Linked DNA regions of Homo sapiens: all the other regions are linked to region 1. Evidence: chromatin loops called from intact Hi-C (ENCODE). Cell type or tissue: PC-9. All regions are shown on one strand.

Region 1 (8,000 bases):
GTGCACGCTCAGGAAGTTTCTTCTCCCTGGGGTCTGCCTTTAACTAACACTTTAATATTAAGACGTGTGGATCATCAGGAAATGGCCTCTCCCTGGCACTGGCTGCCAATTTATCACTTTTAGAGAGGCAATGAGATAATAGCAGAACCATCACCCAACATTTCTAGTGGGTGGAGGCAGAGCCCTCTCCTGCCTTGCTCATGCCTTTCTATCTACCTGTGACAAGTTGAGGGAGAATCTTGGAGCCAGATCTTGGGTTGTCCCAACTGTCACATGGGCTGGGTGGCAGGCTTCTGGAGGTGGACAAACAAGCCAGGAAGGGAAATGTGCTCCATTTCACAGCTGTCGGCAGAGCCTTGGGCCTCCAAGCCTACCTTGAGCTTCAAATAAGTCTTGACAGCACTGTCCCTTGGGAGTGGGATCCCCAACTCCATTCAAAATACTCCCAGAAACTCAAGAACACAGAATAGTTCCACTATTTCTAGTAACAGGAGGCATTAAGGCCTCCGCAGGCCTCAACACAGCTTTCTTGTTACTCTCTTGCCTGGGTAGAGACTGAAATAGGAAGTGGGGTGGAAATCTCTTTGCTCCCCACTGCCATGAGCAACCGGTAGTGTTAGACATAGTGTTAGAGACATTGAATTCTTGCATAGCAATACCAACGGTGAAAGCTGGGAACAGGAGAGTCATGTCAGTGTGTGGATGAGGGTTGTTTGCCCTAATATATTTCATTTTTAAATTTTTCAACTGATTAGTAGTCAACCTAAAAATGTCGAGATTTCCCATGAAAATCTAGAATTCTGGTTTCTCTTGAATCCTTGGTGGCTCTGAGAGGAGGGGATGGCATTCTCAGAAGGAGATGGCTGTCTGAGGCCATGGCTGTCCCCTGGATGCTGGCGGTGTGCTTGCCCACACACAGTTCCCAGACTCTCCAGCCTGTCTGCCTTGGCCCTGCTCACACATCTTCCTGCCTGCCTCCAGGCACATGATGGAATTCGTAGGACTTAGGAAGGCCTCTCTTTCACAGGTACTGGCTTTTAACAATTAGAGGATGTTCTTTCACGCAAAAATGTCTTCTCTCTTTCAGAATGTACTGTTGACCCTTGAACAACACAGGTTTAAACTGTGAAGGTCCACTTATACATGAATTTTATCCCATCTTTGCCACCCCAAGACAGCAAGACCAACCCCTTCTCTCCCTCCTTCTCAGCCTACTCAACATGAAGACAACAAAGATGAATGATCCACTTCCATTGTATGATGTTCCTCTTCCACTTAATGGATCATAAGTATATTTTCTCTTTCTTATGATTTTCTTAATAACATGTTGTTTTCTCTGGCTTACTTTATTGTAAGAATGCAGCATATAATACATGTAACATACAAAATATGTGTCAAATGACTGTGTTATCAGTAAGGCTTCTGGTCAACAGTAGGCTATTCATAGTTAAGTTTTTGGGAAGTCAAAAGTTATACACAGATTTTTGAGTGTGTGGTCAGGGTGGCAGTCAGTACCCCTAACCCCTGCATTGTTCAAGGACCAACTGTATTGCTTTGGTGTAGATGTCCATGAAGTCATATATACCTTAGTGACCAACGTGAATTAGTTTGTCAGATGATACCAAAAACTAGGACAAGGGTGGGCATAAAGGAAAAAAAGAGGAGGAGGTCTCAGTGAAGGACCTTGTGCTCATTTAGCATGTGGGCTGAGGACAAAGATTGGGCAGAAAGTACAGCAGAGCTCCCTCCCCTACATTCATCTGTTTGAAGCCTCTACCCAGGCACATGAATAACAAGAAAGCTGTCTGGAGGCTCGTGGAGGCCTTGATGTCTCCTGTTAATAGAGATAGTGGAACTGTTTTTTCTATGTTCTTAGGTTTCTGGGCATATTTTGAGAGGAGGGAAAGAGTTATAGGGTGACTATAAAGGGAATAATTCTGCAGATAGTTTTGAGCAATGCCATTACATAAATCATCTCTATTTAGTCATCTGAAAGAGCAAAGAGGACTATTTTAACTTCAGCTCCTTTTAATTCTCCATACAATAGAGGTACTAAGGGTGTTAGCAGAGTGGCCAAAAGTCAGGGAGCTTGAGTGAGGAGGGGAAGAAGGAAAGGTCTTGGGCATCCCCTGACTTTGAGTCCTGGACCCTGGCCCTAAGAACAGCCACACAGGCCTTTCCCCACAGCCTTGTCAGCCAACATCCCCCCAAACTGTGTCCCACTTAAAATAATGAATCCCAGAATCCCTTATTGGATTCAGCCAATCCACATGGTGTGGTTCGGCTTTTAAGAAGAATAAATCAACATTTAAAGCCTGCCTGGATTTATTGTAAACAGTCTCTCTCCACTAAAAATGGCCCACAGTGTGATTTGGCCCCGTGCTAGGATGGTGGCTCCATTTTGGAGCCACATTTGCCTTTAAAATAACACAGCCGTGAGCAAATGCACCTCACTGTTGGCTGCATGCATGTTTTCTTAGGAACTTGAAAGGGCTTCTCTCTGAGTCACCTTAGCTGCTCTTCTGAGTCATTTCTAGGGTTGAGAAGGAGAATGACAGAGAAGGGAGCAATGAGGCTGGGTGAGCAGCAGCCTCACTGTTGTTCTTGCCTGCTGTGACCTGTGACATGTGCTCAGATCTCCTCTGGCCTCGAGGAAACCCCTGGAAGGCGGTCTTCCCATCTACCAGGAAGGAGTAGACAGATTTTTCTACCAGTGCAAAAGGGTGTTCAGTGTGTATTGCAGGTTGCCCTGTAGCCTTCCCAAGACCAACTTTCCAAGACTGCCAGGCTTGATCCCCTTTGAGGCTGGTCCCAGGTGGGGGTGGCCTTCACCTGCAGCACCCATATACTCTGTAGCCAGCACAGGGAGGCTGCCTAAATCTCCTTACTTACCTATGAGGTATGCATAGATCTGAGGCTTGAGTCATGGTGGAACTTGTGACCTATCCCTGATCCCACTCTTTGTTTGTGATCTGGAGGCCCTCTCACATCCCCAGTTTCTGATAGAGTCTTTGCCTCAGTATCTGACTACTGCTCAGGCATATTACAAAGACATTACCTACCTGGTGAGATTTCTTACTAGAAATATGTTTTTCCAGTTAATGGTTCCCTGGAATCCGAATAGGTATATTTTAACATTGGCTTCACTATTTGTTAGTTTGGTGAATTAGGGCAAATTAACTTAATGTTTTGAAACCTCAATTTCTACAACCATATAACAGAGATTGCAATAGTGGTAACTAACTTCATAGGGCTGATGTGAGAATTAAATGAGGTAGTCTCTGTAAAGTACTTATCAGGGTACCTAGAACCCATTGAGTATTTAGTAAATGTTCCTATTATTATATCTTCATGAATGTAGAAATTAAGATGCACTCTTGAGACTCCCAGGGCATGACTGGCCCATTGCAAAACATCATAGCTACCATGAACATCTGAGTCTTCATAAGTGGACCTGGCCTTAAGTCCTCCTGGCAGGTGTATCATGCTGATCTCATGGCTGGTCTGTTCAGGAAGTTCATTGCTGGCTAAGGGAAGAGCTCCCCTCCCAGAGGCACATGGGCATCCCCTGGAGAGAAGATTCCAAATTTTCCAGCCAGTCTTCAGTCAGCTCTTTGGACCCAGGATCTGAGGCTACAGCAGTATTCAGACTTCTTAAACTATTTGAATAGCTGCTTCCTTCTGCATCCTTGGACACATTAAAAGCAGTGTACACATAAGACTCTTTGGCTAGTGTTCCCAAGCTGAGTCAGATTCTGGGTTGAAGGTGAGACACAAAATAGCAAACAGAAGCAAGGCAGACAGGCACTCACACCTGGGTGCTAGGAATGAACAAAACAGATGCCCAGAAAGTCGGGAAGAATTTGTCTGTGAACACAGAGTCTTCTGGATTTACCATTTTGATTCCAGCAGCTCCTAGAAGACTTTCAAAGTGAAGGAGTGCCCCCTTAGGATTGCTGAAGTGACCAAGCACCTGTGTGGGGAGCCACACCCAGCCATTCCTAAGAGGACTCTGATTTATGGAGAGAGGGATTCAGAGCTCAGCTGCATTCTTGTGGCTGGGATCAAAAGGGCTTTCTCACTGACCACAGATCATATCCCGGCAATTCTCCCCAGACAGAACATTCCTGAGAATGAATGTGGTCTTGACCACAGCCCATGGGGTGGAGTAAAACTGGGAGGGTACATACCTGGGAGGATGGCATTTTTAATAGTCTAAAACAAAGGTTTATGTACCCCCAGACCAGATTTGGAGAACGTTGTACTCTCCCCTTCTTGCCTAGGCATAACCTGTTTAGTGGAAAATGAGCTAAACTGAATTTTCATCCTGACAGATTACTTTACTTCTTTGGGACTTAGTTTCTTTGTTGAAATGGGAATGTTTGATTCTAATCAGAGGGACCATTTTTAGGTGGTTTGCCACAGTCCTCACCTTTCCATATTGTCTCATATATGGCTTGCTTCACTCCTTTCCAGTACCTCTCTGACCCCATTAAGAATTTGAATTTGTAGCCTCTGGACTGGATAATCTGTAAGCCCTTTTCCCCTCACTTTCCAGCTGCAACATTCTTGAAAATCATAGTTATGAGTAGACTATTTAAAATAACTGTCTAGTTGAGATGTGTATGTGTCTTCTGGAACGAGGAATGGACACAGCTGGGACTGGGAGTGGGGTGCCTGCTGGTGGAGTCATGTCTGGCAATCCCAAAGCAGAAAAGAGTGCCAGCGTTAAGTGGGAAAACCTGCCTACGGGACTGACACATCCAAGATAATCCACTGTTTGCTTTTCCAGAGTATTCTCAAGAGTTGGCTTGCTCACTTGTTCCAGGGCAACTTGTCCCTGAAAGGGTCAGCAAAATTGTGCTTTCTCCTTTGACGGGGTGTGTGAGCCTGGCAGAGAGAAGAAAGGGATGAGGGATTCTGAACTTTCTTCTGCCAGCCAGCATCACTTATGTGAATTTCAGTTGTCTATGTCTGTAATAAGAAGGAAAAAAAATGCTCAGTATAATTGGATCTCCAAATCCAAATCCATTTTGGAAGATACTGTACCCAAAATGAGCTGGTATAAGGCAGAGGGGGCTGCCCAGGCCTCCCTTTGTTTTTCTTCCATTCCTGATGAAGTCACAGCCAAGAATTTTGTTTGATGAGGAAGTAAATTATATCATATGTGTAGGTCTTTAGAGATAGTACCAGCCATATTTGAAGGACTTTTAACACAAACATTAATATTTATATCTGGCCTGTGGGTTCTATTTGTGGCACAATAGCCTGAACTTAGATAAGAATCCTGTAGATAAGAAGAAAGTTTATGCTTTAGTTAATGAGAGATTTCTCGCCTGCCCTTCCTAATGGACTCAGCAGTTGGCAATTACGTCGTGCTGATAACTGGCCTCTCTCGGCTCCCCAAGCATGGAGCCAAGAGAAGGGGTATGGTGGAGGGGGCTGATAGACAGGGAAGAGTCCTGTAGAGTAAAGAGAATATTATATGATAAATGGCTCCTAGCTCACAGAGTGGTATCCAAAACTCAAGAAAAAGAATATTCTGAATACTGAACCATTAACTGAGGGACAAGATCTCACTCACAAGCTGTGGACACTGGAAAAAAGAACAATGTATGGCTCTGTATCATCCACCATTTTCTTACATGTGTAAGTACATTTTTTTTAAACAGCTTTCTTCCTGCACAGAGCTCATTAAATTAAGGAAAGTAGGCTACTCATTTGGGGAGCGGACTCTGACAAGTACCGAGAGAGGTGTAGCCTCCTTGAAAGTTCTAGAAATCTTGTGGATTAGAAAAAACTCTTTCAAAGCAGGCCTTGATGGTTGCTCATAATACAGTGGAGTGTCTATAATATTACTGGGGCTTAGAGAGACCCTGAATATACAGGAATCTTTTACCTTCTTAATAAAAATACCTTTTAAAAAATAAAGTGGTTATGTTAACTTTTAGGGATATGGATTAGTCACTTGACTAATTATATACTGAGTTTATCAATGTAGTTGCAAATATTCAAAATTGTCTTCAATATAAAATGTTTTTAATTTAGAAATACTGCATTGTTCACTCTCATAGTTTAAGAAACTAGATATTTTATTAAAACTCTTCACCCCTATCTGTGACATATAGGCCTTCTTTCTAGCCCTGTAACACAATTTATCAGAACACATGGTCCTCACCTCTGTCTGTTTCAGAGATAGAGTGTTTGAATCTGTGTATGCCAAGCCACAGTTTGCCATTTATATAACATTGGGGAATTATTTTGTTTTTCATTTATTTTCTACATGTATAGTTGTGATCTGCACAAATGTAACCTTTACTCTACGACTTCTTAAAATGTTTTTTTAAAAGTTCCTTTGAAATGACACATAATATTTGCAATTAATCTGGGTGAAATTTCTTTGTCTCTCCAACTTTTTAAAAAGACCAGTTCTATCAGGTGACTTCTATAAGTATTCTAAATTAGTTTGATTGTGTTCTTTTAGTCTAATTATTTAATTTTTGATTAAATAATGTAATTGAGAGTATATCCCATAATATAAAGTATACATAAAGATGGAAATATAAGATTACATCCTTAACAGTTAACTTTGGGTTTTAAAAACAGGTGCCTTATATTTGGGTATCTATATAGTATATATTTTAACATATTTTCATTTTTTATTGAGTTGGTTGATGTGGCACTTTGCTGCAATTTGGACACAAATCATGAGATTAATTATTTACTAAGATCCACAAATATAAGTGATATGAATGTACACACAAATGTATATTGGGAATTGTTTTAAGTTCTATGTGGGTCAAAATAAGTAAGAATGTCCTGGTGTTGAAATATTCATGAATTTGTTTAACAAATGGCAGTTTTTATTCTACATAATATGAATTTCTCTACTTAAAATGAATTCTATGGAGCATCGGTTTCTTGAGGTGTTCTGAGAAAACAAAAACAAAAATAAAACCATGGCCAAATAAGGGTAGAAAAAGCTATATACTGGGTTCTTTACTTAGATACTTAAAGTGCATGTTAGCCTGTTAGAGGCTCTGAAAGTCCTACAGGAAGTAAGTTGTTTTTAATCCAGTGTTTTGCTAATAGTTTCCACTATGGAACCTTCTGTACAAAGCAATTATTAACATTTTGTGAAACTGTAGTTACCTGTGGCACTCACTTTCTCTCTCTCTTTCTCTGTCTCTCTCTCTCTCTCTCTGTCTCTCTCTCCTTCTCTCTCCCTCTCCCTCCCTCTCCCCTAACCTTTCAAAAGCAAAGAGGGAGAAATGCGGAGGGGAGATGCCTCATAGCACCTGGGAGGGTGCCCATGTCCTTGAGGGAATATGTGCAGGCACTTTAAGGCGCAGCTGGGAAGAAGAGCAACAGACAAAGTCAAGCATTGGGGAACATTTCCTTTGATAAGGGGGATCTTATTATTCTGTGTGCCCCTTGGGGGAACTGGGTGTGCTGGACCAGGCTGCCAAGCGTGTGTGTGCATGAGCTCTGGGGGTCCCCTGAGAGAGCCCTGGCTCTCCTTCCTAACAAGGGAGACCAAGAAGTGTAGCCCCGTCACTCCTGAGAGGGCAGGGCTACCTCTGAGCAGGCAAGAGTGGTAACTGAGTAACTGAGGGATGGTTTCCAGGGTCTCATGGGGTGACATGACTCAAATGCTCTATTATCTTTGGACCAATCCCCCACCAACCCCGATCTCAAGAAAACTGATACCAAATTCCTAAAAAGGAATTTTGGAAACCCTGTTTAAATGCATGGATTACTGTTTTTTTGTGACTTAATGAAAAATGTTAAACCTTGTGGGTGGAGGGCCCTCTCCTTAACGTAGAACAACCTCCAGCGATGGCAAAAGAGTGGCTTGGGTCACTCTACCCTGGGTGACTGCATCAGGCAGAGAGTGGTAGGAGCACAGCTTTAGCCAGGGACATCCCCAGCAGGCCGGGTGGGGAGTGCACGATCACAAGGAGGAGAATGGATTATACGTGACAGCCCAGATGAGGGCT
Region 2 (8,000 bases), 61 kb before region 1:
GGATTTTGTGTATCACATTAGAATAATAGAGAAAATATAATACTAGTAAAGCGCAGTGGGGACTTACGGGCAGTGCTTTTCCTCCTTCTTCCTTCTGTTGCAGAATTTTTGCTCCTTAGTTCAGCTAAAACTGGGTTTTGTCATACAACCAGGAAACATTAGGAATGCGGACACATTGAAAGGGTGAGTAGCGCGGAATTTATTGGGAAAAAAAAAAAACTCTCAGCAAAGTGAGAGGGGGTCCTGCTAACAGGCCCCCACCTCAGATGGATTCCAGGTCACCACGCATGAGCCGAAGAGGCCAGGCCCCTCGCCCTTGCACAAGGTGTGACTTCCCGTGGCTCCACCTTGTTCTCCCGGTGCGCAAGTGGATCGGAGATTCTCTGGGGACCCTCCCCCTTATCTGCCTCCTGCATCTATCACTTCTTTCAGGATTTCTAAAGTAAATCTGTAAGATAAAATTCAGGGATGGTAAAAAAGTTTTTGATGCTTTAACAATTTGGAAATGAGTTACATATTCATGGTAACTTTTAAATTCAATTCATTGTGTTAATCAAGCACCTACTAAATGCCAAGAAAAAAAGTAAGTACACAACTCAATTCTCATTCTGAAGCGGCTTACAGTCTTGTCAGAGCTGCTTAGAATCCAGGCAGAGTGGAGCCTGGACACAAAACCTGGGCACAAAATGACAGGAGATGCACAGGGACATGCCGAGATGGCATGATGCATGTGTGTAAATGCAAAAGTGACCCAGTGATGCTGAGAGGGAAGGAATGACAGAAGTGAAGGCAGACAGGGACCACGAGGCCTCCGGGGAGGTTTTCTTCCCCTTACAAAAAGGTCTCAGGAGAGCAGTTGTTCACTGCTAGGCTTGGCACGTATGGAGACCAAAGATAGAAGCAAATGGTGTGAACTGCATTTCCTTCCTCCCTGATGGAGGGTGGCATCAGCTGGAAAGATGTTCACGCTTTGCTCCAGGAAACGACAGACCTCACTGATTTTCAGTGAACACATCATCAGGCCACCAGAAACTGTGACCAGATCCCAGGCTTCCAGGCCTCCACGGCTCCAGGAGACCATAAGCTCTGGGGGGACAGCAACTCAGTGTTTTTGTTTATTCTCCCTGGACTCCCAGAGCGGGGCTTTGCTCGTGGCCTGTGGCTGATTTCGGCTGGTTGAATTGCATTCGTTCTGATGGTACATTTTAAATGTGAGGTCCTGGGATCCTTCCATCTTTCAGTTTAAATGTCATCACTCAGGGAGATCTCTCTGGATTGCCCTACCTAAAGTGATCACAACCTCCCTTATTCTTCAGCACAGCGTCTTGTTCATTTTGTTCATGGTGCTTTTCACATACTGTTTATTTTGCTTACTAATTCTGATGAAGAGAGCAGCCCTCTATAATAAGACAGTATTATATGTCAGTAGTTTTGGGAAAAGTTAAAGTTTCAATAGGTTTTTAGCTCTCCTTGCAAATAGCCTTCTGGAAGTTTACTTGTGTACGACCATGGGTCTGCTTCCCTTCCTTTACTGAGTATCACAAGGTCTCCTCTTTTGCACCTGAGTGTCTGGACCCCAAAGCCTTTCTCTAAGTGGTGCTCAGGGCTCTTTGGAGTAATTTCGAGGCAGCCAGCCTCTGGGGTGTGGTGGTCCCAGTCTCTGGGCGGTGAGTACTCTTGTCTGTCTCTGCAGTGCCCTTCTCATTAGTGACAAGACTGTATTTCACATTCTCAGTGTATGGTCTCTTTTTTTCCACTTCAAGATATTTGGTATTTAATATCTGTCTCTGTTGCTGGATTAGACACCCCATGAGGGCAAGGACCATGTCTGCCTTGCTCTTTATTATATTCCTAGGGTGTAGCATAGTGTCTACCCCATACCAGGTTCTCAGTCAATATCGATCATTGCTTCTTCCCATTCCTACCAGCCACATTTTGCCTCCTCCATCTTCCAACACCTGTGTAGCCTGCCCGAACTTCCCGAATTTGAAGGGTAAAGAGGGAGTAGAGGTAGAGCAGCTTCTTCTCGTTCTTCTCCTAATTGCTAACAAGCTCTCTTTTGCGGGGTTTGGGGAAACAGTGGAGGAATACAAAAAGTTCCAAGAGAGTCTTTTCCTTCCTCCCCACCCCCGAGCACGCAATCCAACCATTGCATTTAGTCTAGTGGCTATTCTTGAAATCAGCCTCTGCTCCTCTGGAAGTCTCTCGCCCGGCTCCCTATGTGGGCTGTTCTTGTTCTTGGATGCTTGGATTGCCCTTTATCTACTCGCCATCTGTGTAAGGGGATCCTGCCAAGATGATCAGATGTGAACTCAGTGCCAGAAACATTTTAATTAATTTATGGTGATAAAATGCGAAAAGAAAACCATTGAGGAAAGCCTGGGCCAAAGAAAATTAAACATAAGAGGAAACAGAGAAACTGGGGCCGTGTGGTCTTAGAAGGGAGGGCCTGGTTGGCAAGGAAGCCAGCAAACTCTTTCTTTCTCTTGCCCTCTTCACTTGTTTAAGCAACACGCAAGTGGAAAAGCTGCAGAGGACCTTGTGGCAGGGACTGGAGGGGACAAGGGAGATCACTGAATAGCCTGCTATTGGCCTGGACTTCTTGATTAGGGCACTTGAACATGGGTGTGCAGGAAACATTGAGAGCAAGGCTGCAGGGTTGCAAGCCTCCCTGTAACAGGGGCAGCCAGTGTTTCTCAGGTGAGCAGAAGCGGGAAGGTTCTTAAGCTGCAGCTCTGAAAAAGCATCAGCACGTGTTTAAAGAAGTCACTAGAGTAAGTTTGATTTCATTGCAGTCTGGCGTACAGTTCTTAGGGTAACATCTATACTGAGAAAATACAGAAGAAAACTAGTATTAGCTAGCTTTGCCCCTCCTAAGACAAAAACAGGCCAGCAATGTTTATTTGTAGGCTACTGGGTCACTTGACTTATTTGAGATGTCGATTCAATTTAGGTTTCCTTTCTTTTTTTTTTTTTTTATAGGAAATAACTACTCAGGGTTGAAAAAGACAAACTTTTCAGTTAGTCCTTCCCATTGAATTTTAGAAGAAGACAAAAGAAAACACTTGGGAACCAGCACACAAGAATTCAGTCAAAATAAGACATTATTTAATTCAATAATTTAGTTTCTAATGTATTTGCATATTACATGTCCCTATAGATTTGATGTCTCAATCTAACTGGTGCAATTAAAAAAATAGACTCTTAAAAGCAACTGGGAGAAGAATACAGCAGTCAAAGAGAACAAAAGGGGACACATTAGCTGAAGAAAAAGAAAGAAATGAGAGAAACTTCTCAGTGATTTGAAAAAATCTATAGCACACATTACCTATTTGTCCTAATTAAGAGGGAACTATGTAAAATTGAATAAATAAATTTATGTTGAGCTCAGCAGTAGATTATTTATACAGCTGATTTAATAGGATAATAGAATTTTAGAGCTGTGACTTCATACTGTGGGTCTGAATCAGAACTGCCTAGATAGGTTTCTTCTTTTTTTAAAAAAATGTATAGGATTGTGTCGTACTTGCCAGGATTTATGGGGCTGGCCTTGGGATGTGCATTTTGAAAAAGCTAGCAGGTGAGTCTGACGTGCATTCCTATGCATCCGTTCATCACTTATGCAGTGCCTACCAGGGGCCATAATACTATGGTGGGTGCTGGAGACACTATGGTCAGGGAAAAAAGACATGGTCCTTTCATTATGCATGTATGGTTTGTGGGTAATATGCACCTTTTTATTTCCAGCTAAAGACCTGATTACCCTGAAAGTTGAGTGGCCCTTCTCTGGATCATCCAGTTAGGTGGTGGTAAACTGGAATGGAACAATACCCTAATTTCCCACTTCTTATTTCCATATTCTTTCCACTAACTAGTCTTGCTGATTTTCAGATTACATTTTGTTTAGGCTTATATTGAGATTCCAATTGTACTGGAAAAAACAGCTGGGTTTAGATTTAGGTTCAATTCCTTGCTCTACTATGTATAAGCTTTATGATATTGGGCAAGTGAATAACTTCTAGCAGTCTTGGTTGCTGTATTAGTCCCTTTTCATGCTGCTGATAAAGACATACACAAGACTGGGTAGTTTATGAAGAAAAATAAGTTTAATGGACTCAGAGCTCCATGTGGCTGGGGAGGCCTCACAATCGTGGCAGAAGGTGAAAGGCATACCTTACATGGCGGCTGGCAAGAAAGAATGAGAGCCAAGTGAAAGGGGAAACCCTTTATAAAAACATCAGCTCTCATGAGACTTATTCACTACCACAAGAACAGTATGGGGAAACACATGGGAATTATGGGAGCTACAATTTAAAATGAGATTTGGGTGGAGGCACAGCCAAACCATATCAGTTTCCTCATCTGTAAAACAATCATACCTACTACATGCAGGTGGAGGGTAAGGATATGAATATTTGATGAGGTCATATAAGCAAAAGAATCTAGTCCACTGTCTAGCACTTTGGAAGATCTCAGTTAGTGGAAGTTCTTTCCAGTTCTTTATAGGAGGCAACACACCCAAACTTACTGGGTGTTGCTGGGGTGGGGCATGTGGGGAGCCATCCTGGATACTGGCAGAGTGGCCCAGGGTGGTCTTACCCTTTGGAATAGGCCAAGTCAGTGTTAGGTCCCCTTGGCATCGGGTGTATTCTGCCCATCCAAGCAGCAGTGGTATGCATAGGATGCCTGGGGCTGGTCACCGGGGCTTACAGCAAGGAACTGGAAGCCTTTCCAGAGCAAGTCAGAAACTCAGAGCTAGCACAAAGCAGTGGCAGTGATTTCAGAAGCCTCCCACTGAATGCTTTCTCAATTTCCTGTGCAGACCTGTCAGCTTTGCCCTAGGGGCATGTTGTGGTTACATTCCAAGGTTGCCTGCTGCTGGCCAGCTCAGCTTCCTTGGCCACAGCTTGAGTCTTCAGTGAGTTTCCCCACTAGAACAGAAGTCACCACCCAGACTTGTTCCGTGTACCAGCATCAGATAATGGGATTGAATTAGAAAGAAAGAAATGAGAAGAAATTGGTTGGATCAAGGTGGAGGCATAGGTACCACAGCAGCAAGAATCAGATTTATCATGTACTTCTCCACGCTTTTTCAAATCTTTATTATTTAAGAGAGCATATGACCCCTTCTAGGTATATAACCAAGAGAAATGCATGTATGGGTTCACCAGAAGACTTATAAGAGAATGTCCAAAGTAGCAGTATGTGTAATAGCCCCACACCGAACACTACTCAAATGCTCATCAACAGCAGGATGGATAAATACATTGTGTTATAATCACACAACAGAACGTTATGCAGCAACGAGAATAAGCAAACCGTAACTACATGAAACAACATGGTTGCATCTCACAAACAAAATATTACAGGAAGTAATATCAGTAATATCAGGAATACAGTAATAGTAATACAGTAATAGTAATACAGTAATAGTACAGGAAGCCAGATGTGCAAGAGTACATACAGTGATTCCATGTATACAATGTTTGAAAATAGATAAAACTTACCTATGATGTTAGAAGTCAGGATAGCAGCTGCTTTTGGTGGGGGATAGTGACTGAAGGGACATCCAAACGAGGTTTCTGCGGGTGGGGGTGCTGGTGGTGGTGTGAGGTGCTGCTGCTGCTTTTTTTTGAGGCAGAATCTCACTCTGTTGCCCAGGCTGGAGTGCAGTGGTGACATCTCAGTTCACTGTAGCCTCAACCTCCTGGGTTCAAGTGATTCTCCTGCCTCAGCCTCCCAAGTAGCTGGGATTATAGGCATGCACTACCACACTCAGCTAATTTTTGTATTTTTAGTAGAGATGGGGTTTTACCATGTTGGCCAGGCTTGGTCTCGAACTCCTGACCTCAAGTGATCTGCCCACCTCGGCCTCCAAAAGTGCTGGGATTACAGTTGTAAGCCACTGCACCCGACGTAATGTGCTGCTGCTTGATCTGGGTGTTGGTTGCATGGGAGTGTATGGCTGGAAAATTTATTGAGGTGCATGCCTACAATTTGTGTTCTTTTGTATCTATATGTGGAGCTTCAAATGAAAAAAGAACGTAATAATGTCTTTGCACCCTTATCCTCATAGATTGCAGCCTGGAATGGAAGCCTGCATTGTGATTTTTCCACCAGTGAAAGAGTTAAGTAATACTCAGCATTTTCTTACGTCTGGCCCAAAGTAGGCACTCAATAAATATTTGCTGAATAAGTAAAGAATGGGTGCTACAGCACAGTTCTAGACAATCCTGACACCCAGCTGCATTCTTGCCCCAGATGATGGGAAATAAATTAGATTGAGAATAAATTTTGTATCATGATAATAAATCCTTCTTTTTTTTTTTTAAAAAAAGGAAAGGATCATAGAAGCTATTAGGTAAGGATGCCACGGAATTTAAAAAGGTCTCCTAGGGACATTTCTATTATCAGGGATTTTCCTTATCTAAACCATTGTGGCAGACATTTAGGAGGGAAGCCTCAAACCTCCTGTGCGCCATCTGGCTCAAATCCACATGTGCATGCATGCGGGTGTCCTCCCTGGCAGTGGAGAGCAGCCCAGATGTACTGTGAGGGGGGCCTCCTTGTAAGGAGCTCCTCCTCTGTTCCACAGCCCCTGGGAGGCCTTCATCAGGTTCAGTTCAGTTGGATCTTTGATGTCATCTCCATGTGAATGCTGCATGATCATTTTCTCTTGGTCTTTGATGAACAAAATGTGAGGGGAGATGTTTGACCTGGGGGCATGGCTTGTGGCAAGACAGGAAGTGCCTCATCTTGTTGGGGTACATAAAAGGGCAATTAAAGGGTACCGCTAACAAGTACACACCTACTCACGGGTCTGCCAAGACTCTTTCAGGAAGTGTGACAGGGCATGAGCACAGAGAAGAGGGGCGGATCTGAGGCAGTGGCGACTCAGATTTCCCTACCTCCAGCCCGAGTGGAATCTTAATTCAGTCCTCCACACCCTCTAGCCAAACCCGAAAATCAGGAGGCCAAAAGTGACAAGCGTTTGAGAGACAGCTTAAGCTACATAAAAGGCTGGTTGAAGTCATTTTCCCATTAGAAGATTGTGGATGGGGAATGTACAAACATGCATTCCAACATAGACCAGTGCTGTCCCCATTAAACTTGGATTTCGCTTCCTTTTTTAAGGCTCAGGAAACATTATGCCACACAAGTCAAATCCAACGAATAGTACAATATTAAGAAATGTGTACCTTCTGAAACCAGCTTCCAAAGATGGGACTCTTGTCTGTAAAGATAGCTGCCCTTCCCTTGGCCCTGATGAGAAGGACTAAGAAGCCTTGGTTTTAGGGAGTGACTTCAGAACTGGGTTCTTTACACCGGTGTTGAGTGGTGGTGAGCTAACACACTTGGATGGAACTGGAAGCCCTCTGCCTGGGATCTCTCAGAGACTTGCTTCCCTCTAATGAGGAAGTTGCCTAATCGGTTCATGTAACATGGATATCTTTGTTTTGCTCAAATATCAAATACCAATGACATTTTCTTGGACATGAAGTCAAGGAGTGAAGCCCGCCTTCCAAGGGCAGTCTAGTTCAGAGGGTCTTGCGGAGTCTGTCCAGAGGATTGGACACCCCGGCTCTTGGTGCTTGGGTCTGACTCTCAGCCCTGGATGTCATCCTCAGAGGACAGTCATCTTTAGAGTAAGAGTTGTTGTGGGCACTGCTGAGGGGCTGGGGTGATCAGCCTGAGGGAACAGGGCTGGGTGAAGTGGAGAGAAGAGCCAGGACAGTTGGGTAACGCAGGCTTTGGAACTACCAGAATAGGCTGAAAGACCCTAGGTGTCGAGAACAACCAACAAACATACATAGTCAGCATTAAGCCCTGGCTATGGTACTGATAATCCTTCTCCGCTTCTGCTTCTAATGCTGCCACCTCTAGACCCATTTTGAGGGTGACAAAAAGCCTGCCCTTTTATTTATTTATTTGAGAGAGAGAGACAGAGAAAGAGAGAGAGAGAGATTGGTTGTAAAGATCCCTGCAAATCTCACTACGTG
Region 3 (8,000 bases), 76 kb after region 1:
TCTCCAGACTTTTAGTGTATAGTGTTAGAATGTCTTAATGGAGAGCCTGGAGCTGAAAGGCCCTGTACAACTTCTAGGTGGAGAAACCTAAATGGAAGGAAGGACTTGTGCCACTGTGATTTCCTCCTGCAAATGAAATGTAATTTGTACAAATAATCAAACTCTTCTTTTTTCTTTACCAGATTTGCACACCATATATTCAATGACAAGTCCTCTTGAAAGGTGATGGGAAGTGTTATTAAATTCCAAATATCTACTCCTCATCTGATAAAGCCATTCTGATGTTTGCAGTATGAATTTGATTTGCAGTTAGAATTCCCCACATTGAATACAAATCCCAAACAGCAAATTCAGCTCTGAATCTCTGGAAAATAGCATGTAATGGGTGGATCGATCCAACTAGAGTGTAAATTTGAGGTGCCGTGTGCTTTATCTGAGCATTAACAATTTATTCAGACCATTTTGTGTCCCATTTCCCACCCAAGCAAGTTGAGAACACTACATTTGCTTTTTACTTTTTTCCCTTCATGTTATGACACAAAATCGTTTCTCCAGTTTCAATTACTTTGATGATTGCAGCAGCAATGATTAAGAGAAAATACATCTTTGAAAGGGGCAGAAATATGGTAAGCCTTTCCCACTGATGGTAGCTAAAAAGCATATACTAAACAACTACAGAATACCCAGCACATTGATGGGTGCTGTGTGGTACAGAAAGAAGAAACAAGCCCCATAGGAGCTCACTGCAGACATATCTGAGTGAAGGAGTAAAGGGTTGGAGCTCAGGAAAGGGAAAAGCATATCATCATCTCATTGCTGGACTCTGATCCCTTAAAGCCCAAGTTGAGGAGGAAGTGGTCAGAAGAAAAGTGTATTTTTAGCCCCCTCCCATTTTAGAGACATTCTAAGATGGAGCTAGCAGGAGGAGAAGGATAGATATGGGATGGCAAACTGGTTTATTTGCAATAGGCTGGTTTTAATTCTCCACAGTAGTGAGTTTGAGGGCAATGCAATGCAAAGGACAACTTATTTATTTAATGTTAGGTTATAAGCAACCTTGAAGGCAAAAATCCTCCTCTTTTTGTCTTTTTATTTTTTTTTAACCCTCCATAGTATCCCGTCCAAAGGCAGCAGGTAAGTGGTAGGGTCCAGCCCTCAAAGAAGCTGATATTCTCCACCCACCTCCGTATACACTTGTAAGTTGAGAGCCAAATCCTCTGTCAGACACATTTTCCTTGTCAAATCATGCCCGTCCCACCTCACTGACACTGATAGTCCTGGGAGCCAATTCTGATGCCAACCTGTGTTGAACTCCTAGATGTGAGTGCACTTTCTTGAAGGGCAGGTTGGGCTAAAACTTGACCTTTGGGAGCTTTGAGAGGTGGGAAGAGGAGCAGAGGGCTGCCGGGGAGAGAGAGATTTCCTGGTTATTGCTATAGGGAGTCTGTTTACTTGCCTTCAAGGGTCACAGGCATCTGAATGGACTTCTCTGGCTCTGCTCTTGGGTTTGATTTCAGAGGACTTGGTCCTGTGGAATTCCACTCCCCATCGACCCTCCCCTTACTGTTAGGTATGGGACTTTTATTCCACAGTTATGACTCAAGCCTTCCTGAGGAGCACTGCAGCTTTCTTGCAGCAGCAGCAATTGGAAAGGCTGTTTTAAGTGGAGTTTACTGTTGTTGTATAAACCTTCATTTAAAATTGACTATAAAGTGTTTCTGAACCTGCCAAACACGCATTAAAATATTTTGCTCCATTTATGCCTATGTGTAACATTTGGTTTCTAAAAAGCTTTAATCAGTAATCTTCAAGTAGGAAGTTATTCATCTTTATTGCCAGTCGGTTCTCAGTGGTGGTCGTGGCAACAATCTTTTTATTGCTTCTGTGTTTAGTTGTTCTTTGACATGATAGAAGTCAGCCGCAGTTCAATGAGCTCACTATTTGTGCAACTTAATTGCTTGCTTCCTTCAATACATACTAAATTTTTCCTTTTATGAGCAGGGCTGTTGGAAAAATTAAGCTTAAGGATATAGCCATCCACTTTTAATTAACCTCCTTCCCAAACACATTAGTAAAATAGGTCAAATAACTGCTGAGTGCTAAGTGTACTGTTACTAAGGTCCTCCTCGGCTGAGAAGTGAATCCTGTATTAAGTGGACAAATATTGGAGCGTTGAGTATTTTCTGGAAGCCATGATGACATAAGAATAATGCTTTATAACAGTATTCTCTGCTGCACCATCTCCTCTAGGTTGTATGTATGGTTTGACTTTATCTGGCTCTACCATGGTTTTAGGTTATTTCGTTACATCTGTGTGAAATAAATAAAATATTTCTTTGGGTTTTGTTTTGTTTTTTGCTTTCTAGGTTATTGCTTCTTTTAAAGGGGGACCCAAAATTCAGCTTTTCCTTTTAGTAGTAACCCTGCTCTTATTTTGATTCACAATTCTTAGAATAATCTGGATATGTATAAATGCTTGTGATGAGTACAAAAATATGCTCAGTGAGGGAACTAATCTATCAAAATAGATTTATATAGAACTCTTATAATTCCTCTCCATGTCAGGGTTATATTCAGATGGAAAATCACTTTAATTGCAGCGGTGAAGGGCAGATTGGAGCTTTGCCAGCTTGACAGAAAATATTTTGAAGTTTATAGACCAAAAGAAAAAAAGAAAACGTGACAGTTTCCGAATTTGGCAGAAGGCAGGAAAATGTCAGGATATAGTTTATACTTTTAGAAAGGGGAACACAAAAGCAAAGACAATTAAAATGGGAGAATGTGCCAGATAGAGCTAAAGGTGAACATTTGTGATCTCTGTCCTCTATCTGCAGTTCCATGTTTAGCCTTTAAATGGGAGTGAGTGAAGAGTGAAGAGAAAAAGGAAACCCCCTCAACTGAATGCCAATAGACACAATAATTTCTTAAAAATGATTACTCAGTTATAATCTAATCTAAATCTTGCAGATTCATAGGTAGAGAATCTACGTTTCTCAAATAATCTGTTCTGATAAAATGACTACGTTTCTCAAATAACCTGTTCTGATAAAATGACTACGAGTTGGGTCAATACTTGTCCAGTGTATTTGTACCTCCTGACTTGGGTATATTTTCTGCATTAAGCTTAGTTATTGAGAAGCTTCTTGCAGCACCTTTTTTTCACTGTCGCATCAGAATGTCAGCGAATTGATGATATTCTGAACAGAATTGATGATGAAATGGTAAACTTTGTGGATCTTAGTTCGCCCACCTGCTAAAGAGGGGTAATGACCCTGTGCCAGTCTACACCCCAGGGGATTGTTAAAAAAGTTGATTAATCCTTGTCAGGAGTCTTAAGGCAAAAACATTTTCCCTGTGCCTTACTGTACCCCATCATGATGAGGCTTGCAGGAATGACTTCTTATTCGTTAGTTGTTAGTTATTTCTTTATATATATATATATTTTTTTTTTCGGAGTCTTGCTCTGTTGCCCAGGCTGGAGTGCAGTGGCACGATCTCAGCTCACTGCAACCTCAGTCTCCTGGGTTTAAGTGATTCTCTTGCCTCAGCCTCCCAAGCAGCTGGGATTACAATCACGCACCACCACACCTGGCTAATTTTTGTATTTTTCTGTAGAGACAGGGTTTCACCATGTTGGCCAGGCTGATCTCAAACTCCTGACCTCAAGTGATCCGCCCACCTCGGCCTCCCAAAGTGCTGGGATTACAGGCATGAGCCACCGCGTCCGGCTAGTTGTGGGTTCTAAAGGTTATTCTCTCTTATCTTTTGCCTGGTTAAGGCCTAAGATGCGAATGGCGATTGTTGACACATGGGAAATAGTTGAACCATCTGAAAGGTTAAGTATGGGAAGGGAGCACTGCATTTTCACATGCCTGCAGATGCTCTGGTGCCTGTCATTTCTGTGCTGGTCCACAGACTTCAGGCTGGGGTGGAGAGGGAGACTGTAACTTTTGGTGAAGGAAGAGCTGCTATGAATCAAAGTCAAGGGACTGAGTTAATGCTTTATTCCTGTCTAAACAATTAAGATGGCAAATTTCATACCTTTGGAAAGTTGAAAATACTTGTCTAAGAAAAGAAAAAAAAAGTGGAAGTCTAGGATTGACAGGTACGAGGAAATAAAGGATTTTGGAAACTTTCTGAGGCATTTAGTCTTGGTAATCATTTTTTTTTTGTATTCTTACACAGAGCCCTATTGCCAAGCTGCCTGAGGCAAATTTGCATGTGTTAGGTTTAACTCAGGCAACTTAGGTTTGCCTTTAAAATAGCCAAAACTTTGCCTCAGCATATGTTGGGTCATGTTAACCCTTCATGAATTGACATTTTGCTCATTTCATGGATTTGTCCACTATGGCTGTGGCTTTTCTAGCAGTCATTGGTAGACTTTAATTAAACAAATCCCGGAGGGAGACCTTGGAGCCACAAAAATACTTTCTACAACCAGCAGGTGGCACTGTGGATACTACAGTGGTGAAGAAACTGGGATATAGGAGGCAAAGATGAAAGCGGGGAGAACTCGGATAATGAGATAATATAAGCTAGTCTACAGATCTTTGAGAGGTTAACAGGGCATCTCAGAAAGCTATAAACCAGTCTCTGAATGTGGAAGGCTGCCATGGATTTGCCTTATAAGAACATTTCTCTGATTTTTAAAGTCTTTCCAGTGATACAATTGATATCTGCTTAAATTCTACTTATATGCTACTGCCCTGAGTTGAAAAACAAACTTGAACAGAAGATTTTTAGGTAATTTTAGAAATAAACATTTACACATATTCTAAAACCATAGCATGTAAAATAGGAACTCAAGCCTGGTGTATATAAAGTATTAAAAATTACATTTCATGCTTAGAGAATATTATTCACTAAGGAAACATGTTAATTTGATTTATTTTATTATATTAAAGAGATAGTAAGGACATTTTCTTGACCTGCATTAGCTTCTGCATTCTTTGTTGTCTATGATTCTCTTTAAGAATTTATTTGAAAGAGACTTCTGTAAATCAACTTTTATAACATACTTTTTGGGGTAAAGTTTGCTTCTTTGGAAGTTCATGTAGTGATTTATCTAGGTAATCAAATTGAATTCAGAGGTGGCAACGATTATTTACTTCCAAGTGAAATCTTCTTGAGATAGTAGGAATTGTCCATACTACCAGGGTTCTTTTGTGAGGGTTGGTGCTTTTTTCTTTTTTCCTGAGACATCAGAAGAAAACTTCTTTTGTAGCTTAGACCAGAGGCAGAGGCAGGTCCTGAGAAGGAAATGTAATTCCTCTCAATAAACATTTCCTAAGCTAAGGCCTCTTGGGAACACTGGCCTTTCTGCAGAAATGTGGACTTCTCTCCCTGACAAATTTATGCTCTCTGGGGGCAGATGTTTGAGCTACTTTTCCTCTCTGCCTCCAGCGGTAGAAAACAATTGTGTCCCTATGCTGGTGGAGTCCATTGTTCCAGAGGAAAGCTGAGGGGTTTGTGAATATGTGGAGGACTGCTGTAGAAATCAGTAATAGATTGATTATCGCATCCTACCTGAGGGCAAGGAACTGGGGATGGAAGTGGGAAGAGGAACAACAAAGCTAGATTTAGGATAAGGTGGCAGAACTTGAGATCTGACAGTGGCAGGTCAGAGTCTTAGGGGCCAGTTATAGTGACCTTAGACTCTTGCCCAAGTTCAGAACCTTACATGTTCTAGCCTGCCCGGTCTGGTGGGAGCTGAGGCAGCCATCTGGCTGAGTTGCTGAGGGAGGATGCTGTGAGTGGTCTCTCCACGTGACTGGAAAGTTTGACCAACTGAGGGGACCCAGGAATGGAAACCAGTTTACTGTATATTCAGAAACAGGGATATTTCTGATTCACCAGGGCAGGCCTCTCTCCTATTTCTTGGAACAGATTCCCTTCTTCTGAGTCTGGAGCCTGGGCAGTGCTTGAGCAGCAACAAGGAGCATAAGTTTCCTGTCACTTCCTCTTTGGCAGGTTGTGTCTGCAGACACTGGCTCCCATACCCCATAATTACTTTTTCACATTTTTTAATATAGTAACACATGGTTGGGCTTGTGGTGGGGGAACCAAGTGATGCCTCCAGGCCATGAACACTATAAATAACTTCAGGGATCATTTTATACGGTTAGGGAAGGAAGCAGCTTCTTTCTTAAGAAATAGCTTCAAGCAAAGAAGCAGGATTTAGGAACAAATAACTTTTATTTTCAAGAGCCCCTTTGCCTTTTCTATTTCTCTACAGATCAGCGATCTTATTGGTATTAATTTGTCTTCTCACCAGCCTTTCTTATACCACTTTTCAGCTTAGAGTGGTGATTGTAGCCATCTCGTCATATAGAGAAAAGTACATACATTTTGTTTATGAATGTGCAACTTTGAGCTTTGAGCTATCAAGTCCATTTTCCAAGGTTTGCTTATGACTCTGAATTCCCTAACAGGCACCCATGTACAAGCATATGTGTTGACTGAAGACCCATGTTATTTAAAGGGACTTCAATAAGAAATCTAGAAATAGTTCCTCATGCCTCTGACCATATTTTTAAACCACCTAAGGCAGCCCAATCTTAGAGTTTCCTGGGAATAGTTATTTAGGACATTTGTTGCAGGGACTCATGTTTAACAATCTTCATTGTCAGGAAGTTCTTCGTTTTATATAAATTTCCAATGTATTTAAAATGTTTTGCTTCTTTATTCAGTAGAGGTTGACAACAGCTTATTATGATTAGCTTTCAATAACTACCTTTTATGTGTTTCAATGGCCTAGTTTCTAAACTTGTACATAATTTAATAATTAACACCTAAATAAGAACAACACTACTTTCAATTTAATAAAAGCCTAATAGAAAAGTATCTGTAGCAAAAATATTCCAAAAACACTTTCTAGGTTTCACTAGAGTCTGTATGCTTTTGCTTGACCCATGTTTGTACAAATTTGATCCTCACAGTTCATTTCTAAAGCAGAGCAAGTAGTCTGGATTATCTTTGCATTATATGTAATATTGCTCTATAATATATTTACATTATAGGTAGGCAAAGACACTAGCCCAATGACAGAGATACAAAAAGGACCACAACTGTCCTAGGCATTAGAATATGTTTCTCTCTTAGTGACATTAATTCACTGAAATAAAACTATATCGATAGGCAAATGGGTTCATTTTACTCCTTGCATCTTGCATAAGTGTTGCATAATCATCTGGGACCAGGGACAAAAACTGCAGTGATAGGCAAGTCTGCGGGACTGGGCAGGAGCAAATGGGACAGATGCCCAGGAGGGATATATGGGGAAAATCAAAATCTATAGTCCTTAGTCGCTCTGGACTAATATTTGCCAAGCTCACAGGGTACCTGGCACTGTGCTCTGGATTTCCAATATAAATTTCTTCTCTTGCAGAAGGAGCTATCATTTTACTTCTCTCCTAAAAATGTGTTCTTGTAGACAGTGGTGGTTCCTTCATCAGAGGGCTTGACCTATAATGTCTCTGGCTTGTGTGCACCTAATGCTGTGGTGTTTGCATGACTGAGGAGTCACAAAGAAATTGCGGTTGAATGTCATTTCCAACAAATAATACTGTTTGATGATTTTATTTTAAAGACTTCTTGAGTGCTGAGAATCTGGTACAGCATATGTTTTGATGTGGTGCAGTGACAGCCACAATATCTGTCAAAAGGAACTATGAGAGATTAAATAGCAGAGTGCTTTTCTCTCATGATGTAGATGTAGCAGTACTTGCGAAGGAAAAAGCTTGTATTGTTTCTTGGACCCATCCCCTACACTCCTACACCGACCCTGTGAGATTAAGTAAGCTGGCAGCAGAACTGCAAGTTCTTGTTAACCATACATGCCCCAAGGCCCTAACACAAACAATCCCTATTATAAAATAAGACCTTTACAAATAATATTTTCAGAAAATACTTGTATTTGTTTTCTGCCATGCTGCATTTTTTGAGATGGTTACATGCTTACCTTAGGGAATGGCATGTCGCCAAAGCTAGAGGTCTGCCTG

What was found. Hi-C counts contacts between places; a loop is a spot of excess contacts. Peaks named below come from ENCODE experiments on the same cell type or tissue, not always from the same donor. Only the 100,000 strongest peaks of a DNase experiment are listed, where the experiment ranks them.
Region 2: a loop joins it to region 1, with 7 times the contacts of the local background. A loop is called at or near these places in 7 of 110 quality-filtered maps.
Region 3: a loop joins it to region 1, with 7 times the contacts of the local background. A loop is called at or near these places in 5 of 110 quality-filtered maps.

What each region holds. Positions count from the first base shown.
Region 1 is chr14:54,248,279-54,256,278 of GRCh38, reverse strand. No RefSeq gene overlaps it. Among named protein-coding and RNA genes, the nearest start is that of CDKN3, 140 kb to the left of the region's middle. RefSeq lists an enhancer at 3,500-4,699. In PC-9, no CTCF peak of the experiment used is centred here; DNase peaks (open chromatin) are centred at 2,528, 2,938, 3,738 and 4,068; H3K4me3 peaks cover 552 bases; H3K27ac peaks cover 4,329 bases.
Region 2 is chr14:54,309,177-54,317,176 of GRCh38, reverse strand. No RefSeq gene overlaps it. Among named protein-coding and RNA genes, the nearest start is that of CDKN3, 84 kb to the left of the region's middle. In PC-9, no CTCF peak of the experiment used is centred here; a DNase peak (open chromatin) is centred at 4,806; H3K27ac peaks cover 2,607 bases.
Region 3 is chr14:54,171,965-54,179,964 of GRCh38, reverse strand. The region is part of intron 4 of LOC105370507 (a long non-coding RNA gene); the gene reads left to right. Among named protein-coding and RNA genes, the nearest start is that of BMP4, 220 kb to the right of the region's middle. RefSeq lists a silencer at 1,780-2,074. In PC-9, CTCF peaks have their summits at 4,243 and 4,447 (motif pointing right); no DNase peak of the experiment used is centred here.